Regions from separate parts of the Homo sapiens genome. Here regions 2 and 3 are each linked to region 1. The links are chromatin loops, found by intact Hi-C in ENCODE. Cell type or tissue: OCI-LY7. All regions are shown on one strand.

Evidence for each region. Hi-C counts contacts between places; a loop is a spot of excess contacts. Peaks named below come from ENCODE experiments on the same cell type or tissue, not always from the same donor. Only the 100,000 strongest peaks of a DNase experiment are listed, where the experiment ranks them.
Region 2: a loop joins it to region 1, with 9 times the contacts of the local background. A loop is called at or near these places in 2 of 110 quality-filtered maps.
Region 3: it touches region 1 in a loop (2.3-fold over the local background); 3 of 110 quality-filtered maps call a loop at or near these places.

Annotation. Positions count from the first base shown.
Region 1 is chr14:95,360,274-95,362,773 of GRCh38, forward strand. The region is part of intron 2 of LOC107984710 (a long non-coding RNA gene); the gene reads left to right. It overlaps LOC105370638 (a long non-coding RNA gene), which reads right to left and starts at 2,007. Exons shown (of 2, transcript XR_944172.1): 1 at 1,800-2,007; 2 at 1,073-1,600. RefSeq lists enhancers at 1-336, 337-956. In OCI-LY7, CTCF peaks have their summits at 1,347 (motif pointing left) and 1,549; a DNase peak (open chromatin) is centred at 1,348.
Region 2 is chr14:95,228,401-95,230,900 of GRCh38, forward strand. It overlaps CLMN (calmin), which reads right to left. Exons shown (of 13, transcript NM_024734.4): 2 at 1,672-1,733. Among named protein-coding and RNA genes, the nearest start is that of DICER1-AS1, 72 kb to the left of the region's middle. In OCI-LY7, CTCF peaks have their summits at 1,535 (motif pointing right) and 1,737; a DNase peak (open chromatin) is centred at 1,541.
Region 3 is chr14:95,195,453-95,197,952 of GRCh38, forward strand. It overlaps CLMN (calmin), which reads right to left. Exons shown (of 13, transcript NM_024734.4): 10 at 1,046-1,242. Among named protein-coding and RNA genes, the nearest start is that of DICER1-AS1, 39 kb to the left of the region's middle. RefSeq lists a silencer at 864-1,030. In OCI-LY7, CTCF peaks have their summits at 1,035 and 1,234; a DNase peak (open chromatin) is centred at 1,019.

The sequences.
Region 1 (2,500 bases):
AATGTGGGGTTTTGCCTGGGTTGGGTTGAGAGCAGCAATGGGTGCCTTTATCAGGGGCAGAGGGGCGCCCGGAAGCCTTTCTTTTGAAAGTCCCCGTGACCCCTAGCGCTGAGACAAATGCACCGTGTCGCTGCCCAGCGGCCGGCAATTCCCGCGCGCGCCCCCCAGCCCCCGTCCTCCCAGGCGCGACCTTGATGGAGCGACCCTTGGCCGCGGCGCCGGGACTCAGACAATGCACAATGCGCCGAGCCTGGGCCGCAGCTCCTCAGCGCGGCCACAAGCGCTCTATTGAGCCGGCTGGCGGCGGGCGCTGGAGGCGGCGAGTGGTGCGAGGAGAGGTGCTCTGAGGCCTCTTTGTTCAGGGGCTCACGTGGGGGCAGTTGCTCCGCCGCCCACACAAGTATGCAAAGCCTCCCTGACCCTGGCGGTGGAAAAAGCCTGCCGGCCACCCCCAACCAGAACCAGAATCGGGGTCTTATTCCATACCAGCAGCCCTGCCCGCCCATGCCTTGAAATCTCTATTTTCCGGTGGGGAAATTGAGGCCAGAGAGGCCAATGAGCTTGTGTGGACCTGGCCAACCTGAGAAGGCCTAGAAAGCCCCAAATTCACAAGAATGCATTAATAGGGGATGAAAGCCATAGTGAAAGAGATCATGGAAGAGGCCTCCTGTTGGTTTGGGCAAGCAAGGACGCGGTGTTTTTGATGGGCCCTCTACAGGGGGCGGGCCAGGTAATGGAAAGAATATGGGCCTTGGATCCCGGAAGTCCAGGCTCAAATCCTGGCTCTACTTGCGGTGTCTATGCAATCTTGGGCAGGCGTCTGACCGCTCTGTGCTTTTGTATAAAATATTACCTAGCTCACAAGATAATACACGCCCAGCCCTGGATCCCAGGGGACAGGCAGCCCTCTGGAACCACAGGATCTGACACTGTCGGGGACAGTGGAAGGGGCCCAAACTTCCCACCTGGAAAGACCTGAGACGCTTATGCTTTGATGTTTATGGACTGTGTGGCCTCTGAAGCTGCCTTTCTTATTTGTAAAGTGGGACTAATAATACCCCAGTCAGAGGGCTCCGGTGGAGTTTTAATGAGGTCACACAGTGAAAGCATCTGGCACATAGTAGGTGCTCAGTAAACAGCAGCTGTAGTGATTGCTGTGTCATCCCTGAGGATGCAGGATGTCACCCAGGCTCTGCCAGGTAGGCCAGCCTGGGGTGGCTTGCAGACAGGTAGGATCCTTGAGTCTCTTCAGGGCTGGAGACGGCCTTCCACTCCTGGGGGAGGACCTTGGGGAGGGGCACACCAGGAGCAGAAGGTGTTTGAGGTCGGCCAGTGTGGAGGCAACAGTGCCCCCTACTGGACAGTCTGCAGAGTCCGAGGGTCTCCGGCACCTTGGCCCGGTTGAGCTGCCGGGACCTGGCTGATCCTTCTGGAGGAGGAGCCTCTCAGAAATCTCCGGAGCTGGCCCCTCTCCCAGGTGAATCCTATTGTGTTGGCCGGAGGCACTACCCTCCCCACATCCTGCCAAGGACTGCCTTTCTTAGTTCAGCCGAGTTCATTCTTCTGTTTCTCTAACATCTTTCCATCTCTGGCGTCTTTCCTTTGGGAAACAAAAGTAGAGAGAGCTCCACCCAAATTAGCTGAGTTATTATCTGAAACTTGCCAACGGACTTTCTGACCCCAGGAGAGTAGATGGCGGCTCTGTGTCGCAAACAGAGCCACAGCCTCGACAGTCACCTGCCCTCCTGGAGGCACTGGGGCACTCGGAAGGGGGCGATGCATGTAAAAGTGCTTCTCACCTGAGAAGTCCTTCCGTCTCAGAAACGGGAAGGGTTCGTCTTTCTCCAGATTGCCAGCAACTTTCTTTCGGATTATATTCAATAAGTGTGCCATGGAGCAGATGTGAGCCTGGGTATCCGGCAGGCAGAGAAACCTGGAGAGAGACAAACGCCACACAGATAGAATTTCCATCACAATTGATGAACCTCTCTAGTCCTCTGGCGTTTCTGCAGAAGGCGAGGGCAGTAACGGGGCTGCTCATTGGCTTGCTCTGATCTGGGGATGGCCAGTTGAGACGAGTCTTGAATCTTTCCATGCTGTTTAATGAAACAAGCGAATGTGGCCCTTGCTCTGGGAGCTGGACTTTATCACCCAAGCAGGGTTAAGATTACTTCGATGGGCTTTTCTGACCTGAGGGGTGACCTGTGTGTGATCTCTGGTTTTCCAGGTGCAAGGGGCTGGTCCATGAGACGTCCACTTTTGGCTGCAGTTAGGTAGCAGTTTGCTAAGTTAGAAGGATAGAGAAATAGAAGAAAAGATACAGGGGTCTGAGAAGACCTCATGTCAAGCCTGTAGCATCTCCCACTGGGGCCCCGTTCGTGACAGCTGACTACCTGCCTTGCTAATTGCTCTTAGCACCCTTTGGCCAGCCTATCTGTGCACATATGCAGAGAAGGACTATGTGACTGAGCCGTGGGCAGTGCAGAGGGCTAAGAGACAG
Region 2 (2,500 bases), 130 kb before region 1:
AATCTTTCACCCGTAGAGTTCAGGATGCTCCTGGGTGAAGTGGTGGCACTGCGTCACATGTTCTACACGTCAGGAGTGGAGGTGTGGGTGGCCGAATGCCTGCTCGGGCAATATCCTAGACCTAAAGATAAACTATGTGAATTAGAATTGAGGTCAAGAGCTCCACTTCCTAAAAGCCACATTTATTTTCTCTGCTTTCTAATCATTTCAGTGATTTCTTCTAAGAACCTTTCTTTTGTGTTAACCATAAAGGCAGTCAATAGTTACTCTTGAACCTTTTGTTTTGTTTTTTGAGACAGGGTCTCGCTCTGCCGCCCAGGCTGGAGTGCAGTGGTGCGATCTCAGCTCACTGCAAACTCCACCTCCTGGGTTCAAGCGATTCTCCAGTCTCAGCCTCCCCAGTAGCTGGGACTACGGGCATGAGCCACCACGCCCAGCTAATTTTTGTATTTTTAGTAGAGACAAGGTTTCACCATGCTGGCCAGGCTGGTCTCAAACTCCTGACCTCAAGTGATCTACCTGCCTCAGCCTCCCAAAGCACTGGGGTTACAGGCATAAGCCACTGTGCCCGGCCTCTCTTGAACCTTTTAAGAGGAGAAGAGAGACGATTACCTACAAACATGAAAGTGGGGTGCTACTAGCTTCAAACAGAATTGAGACTACTTGCTGGATATAGATGGAGAACCAGATAGTGGTGCTTAAGGAGAAAGAGGTGAAGTGAGTAGATAAAAAATCAACTTTCTAAAAAAGAGAAAAATAATCTCTCCTCTCCCAGCCCCAGGCCCACAGTCTTGAGGTCCATCCAACCTCATGCACCAGGAGGGCTGAGATTTCTGCCTGCTCCCATCCCCCTTCTCACCCAGAGCTGTTCATCCCTTCCCATCACTGCCTCTCCTCTGTGGCTCTTCCTTTAGTCTGTTTCAAGTGGGGAGCTGATTCAGCTGCTTTTGTTTTATGGTGTGTGCATGAGATGCTTGCAAACAAAATGCAACTCAAAACAGCCGGGCCAAAGAATGCAAGAAGAGAAAGAAACAGAGGAATAGAAGGGCCACTAAGTTGAATACAGAGGAGAAGCCATGGAAAGTTCAGGAAAGCCACATTATGTCTCCGTGCCTCTGTTTCCTCCTTCTGATAGGAGGGGGGTAATTCAAGTCGTCATGAGGATGACAGGAGACATGGCATGTGTGTGTGGCACTATGCAGGATGCCTGATGCAGAGTGAAGGGGCAGGTAATAATATTATTACTATTATTATTATTAAATAGCAACATTATGTGACTTTAGAAGGAAATCTAGCTTTGCCCAATACCTACAAATGGCTCTTGGCTCTTCACAGATCCCGGGTCTGGCAATCAAGATGCGCACCTGAGTTTCAGGTGTTGGTGTGTTCAATAATGAACGTCTTCCACCATCTGCTCAGATTCCTACTTAAAGACAGACCCTCTCTTTCCTTCCCCTGATAAGAATGATGACCCCAGGAGGGCAGAGCCGTGTCTCAGTCATCTCTTCCCAATCCTGAGCTTGGTAACCGGCAGGGGGAGGCACTTATAAATGTTTAAATGAATGAACAACAGAAAGAGCACAGGTCACCAGCTCCCCCTCCACTCTCTGGAACTGTAAATTCAGTTACAGATGAATCTATCACTTAGCAAACACCCAAGTGCGCCATTACCTTTTCTAGATGTAGATTTATCCATCGTGTAAAGGTCCTCTTCTGCACATTTTCCCTCTCAACTGAAAACAAAGACATACCATCAGCTGGGAGAATAAGAAGTATGTGCAAAATCACACCTTCCCCTTCCCAAGGGGAGATTCTAGGTGGAGGGCAGACAGAACCCCAGGGTGTCCCATGTAAGAACAGAGGCCTTTCTGGAAGGGGTTGGCAACGCCTTACCTGGCACCCACAACCCATGCTCCCCAGCCCAACCCCTGAGCATCTATGTAAACCCACAGATTCAGACACATGGAACAAAATGTTCTCTACAACCCAATTCAAACATTTAGACATCTGACAGTTCAGGCTAAGAAGCACTGGAGACAAAACTACAAATCAACCCCACAAGAGGCTGTAATGGGACTGCATGGTCACCCAGTGGCAGTGATGGGCATGAGGAGATGGGAGAGGGCAGTCAGGGTCGGGGTGGAGTGGAGCCGATAATTAGGAATTGGATAGGGGCTCTGGAATGTGCCACAGTGTGGTGAAAGGGATTGGACAGCCCAAGATCAGACTCTGAGCCCTGTCATCTCCCAGCTTTGTGTGCCCGGGCCAGACCCCCACCCGCATGTCTGATCTGCACATGGAGGATGAGGAGCTCACTCTCCAAGCTGCTCTAAGGATACCCAGGCTCCTGCAGAGCCAACTCCACACAGTCCCTGGCACAGGGGCTGCCAGTGGTTTTTCTTTGTAGCTATTATTTCTAGAGCCAGGGCAGACTTTGCACCCTCCAGGAATAAAGAGTTCTGCAGGCGCTTGCTGCTGAGCCAATGTGAACCGAAGGACA
Region 3 (2,500 bases), 160 kb before region 1:
GCAGAGGGAGGTGGAAAGCCAGGCACCTGCCAGCAACTCCTCTGGCTCTGTCTGTATGGGCTTCTCCCTACCCCTCCCCAAATGCATACCTCAATAGTTTTCTGTTGCAGCTTGTATTACATCATCACAGGCAACAAGGGGGCACAAAAAGAATGTGGAATGTGGAGTGGGACACATCTGAGTCCAAGACTCCCTAAGCTGGGGAAGTTACCTGGCCCCCTGACCTTCTTTGTCTGCCATATGAGGCACAGTCCCACCAATGTGTCTATAGGTGACGTGAGAATGAATGAGAAAATGAATGTGAAGTTCCTGGGCACAGTAAGGGCTTGATCAACACTGACTGACTATTGTGACGATGAGAGAGGGGAGAGACCAGGGTCTTCTGATTTTCAGCAGTTACACATTTTCCCTGGGACAAATCTGGCTCATCTGGTGGCCTTGGAGTGACAGAGCAGAGGTGTGCTATGAGATTCCTGTAGATCAGTTAAATCTCATTATCCTCCCTGCTCCCTCCTTCTCCCAAGCTAAATCAAGCATCCCTACTTCCTTGGAATGGGAATTGTGGAAGAAGCCATAATATTAATGAGATGTCCAGCTTCCACGTGCCAGACATTAATGGTCTCCTTGGTGGAAAGGTGGATATGCTTGAAGTCATTAAGATGCTTATAAAGTGAAGTCTGGTCAACCTGTAGTTGTCTGGGGGCCAGAAGGCAGCCAGCAGAGGCTCCAAGTCTACCGCGTTCACCCCCACGCCTACCTATGGTTCAGCCATCTGCTGCTCACTGCCAGCTTCCACCCAAAGGTTTGAAGACTGAGGAGAGAAGGCAAGCTTCCCATCCTTCCCTTTTTGCTCCTTATGAGGTCTGGTAATGATGAGGGTGGGTCGGGGAACCCAGGTGTAGAGAATGAGGATTGTGTATGAAGCTGTATTTCCCTTGCTGTCCAATCCCATGCCTGCACCTCCCACCCCATCAAATCAGAAACTGCAAATAACTCTCTAACTCTCTGGCTCCACCTTACGGGTGAAAAGAGATGAATAAAATACCTGGAAGGAATGCTGTAGTCGCTACTGTCTTCTTCTAGGTCATCTGAGGATTGAACACTTCCTGGTGCTACAAATAGTGAACTTTCTACGTGGTCCACATGTTTCCTTTTTTCCTTTTTTTTACTACTGATTGATTCTTTCGTTACATTTTCTTCTAGGGGGTTTGCTATGTTTTCCAGGTTTGGGGATTCCTGGGACTGAAAGACAGAACAACCAAATCCAAGTCAGTATGTCACGCTGCAGTGTAAAGTAGGTGACATCACCCAGCAGTGCTCTGCCCAGGCCCAGCCAGGGCGTCCCTTCCAATTCTGCCTGTTCCCTGATCCTCTTCATGAATCCCCTGCAGCACAGCCTGCATGAGAGACAAGTCCACCCCAACTCCGGCCCCTGGTACAGACTTCAAATGCTACAAATTGATGGAGTTAAAACAATATAGGTTCTAGAGTTGGCAAGATCTGATTTCAAATCCTGGCTGAGTCAGCTCTGTGACCTTGAGTGACTGATGTTATCTTTTTGAGCCTCAGTTTATTTGTTGGTGAAATGGGTACAATAATTATTAACCACATCCCACTATTCCACAGGATTTCCTATAAATAATGTCTCTAATTAGCTGTGTGTGGTAGTGCCTGTGGTCCCAACTACTCGGGAGGTGGAGGTGGGAGGATTGCTTGGGCCTGGGAGGCAGAGGTTGCAGTGAGCCAAGATCATGCCACTGCACTCCAACCTGGATGACACAGTGAGACCCTGTGAAGAAGAAGGAAGAAGAAGAAAAGAGGAGGAGGAAGAAGGAGAAGGAGGAGGAAGAAGAAGAAAGAAGAAAGGACAAGAAGAAGAAAGAAGAAAAGTAAAGAAGAAAAAAGAAGGAGAGAAGGAAGGAAGGAAGATAGAGAGAGAAAGAAAAAAGAAAAAAAGAAAGAAAGAAAGAAAGAGGAGGAAGAGAAGGGCTCTTACAGTGAGCAGTGGTTGAATCCTTCACAACCATCATCCAATTAAACAAAAGAATAAATCCTGGAAGCTAGGTGGGCCAAAGGGTGCAAAGGTGGCCTATAGGTTTGGAGAGGCACACGCACAGGCAGGTGTAGAGTTTTCAGGATGCCATCTTCACTGTGCCTTTGGCCAAAGGTGGATGGTAGTGCAACATGTCTAGCATGCATTGGTAATGAAGATTCTTTGACCTCTGTCTGCACCAGGCACTCTGAAACCCGTCAGCAAGGCTCCCGAGTGAAATGCAGGAGCACGGTCATTGTTGGAGCCACGTCTCAAGAATTCTTTTAGGGGCTGGAAGAACCTGTTCAACAGGTGTCAGAATAAGAGCATTAGAGCGGCCAGGCCATTGTGCCCCGGGAGAACAAAGCTCCATGCAGGAATGAAAAGCTGCGCTCAGCAATCTGAAATGATAGTCTCACAGGCTGCCCTCATCAATGGTCAAATGCTACTGTTTTTGAAAGATGAAAC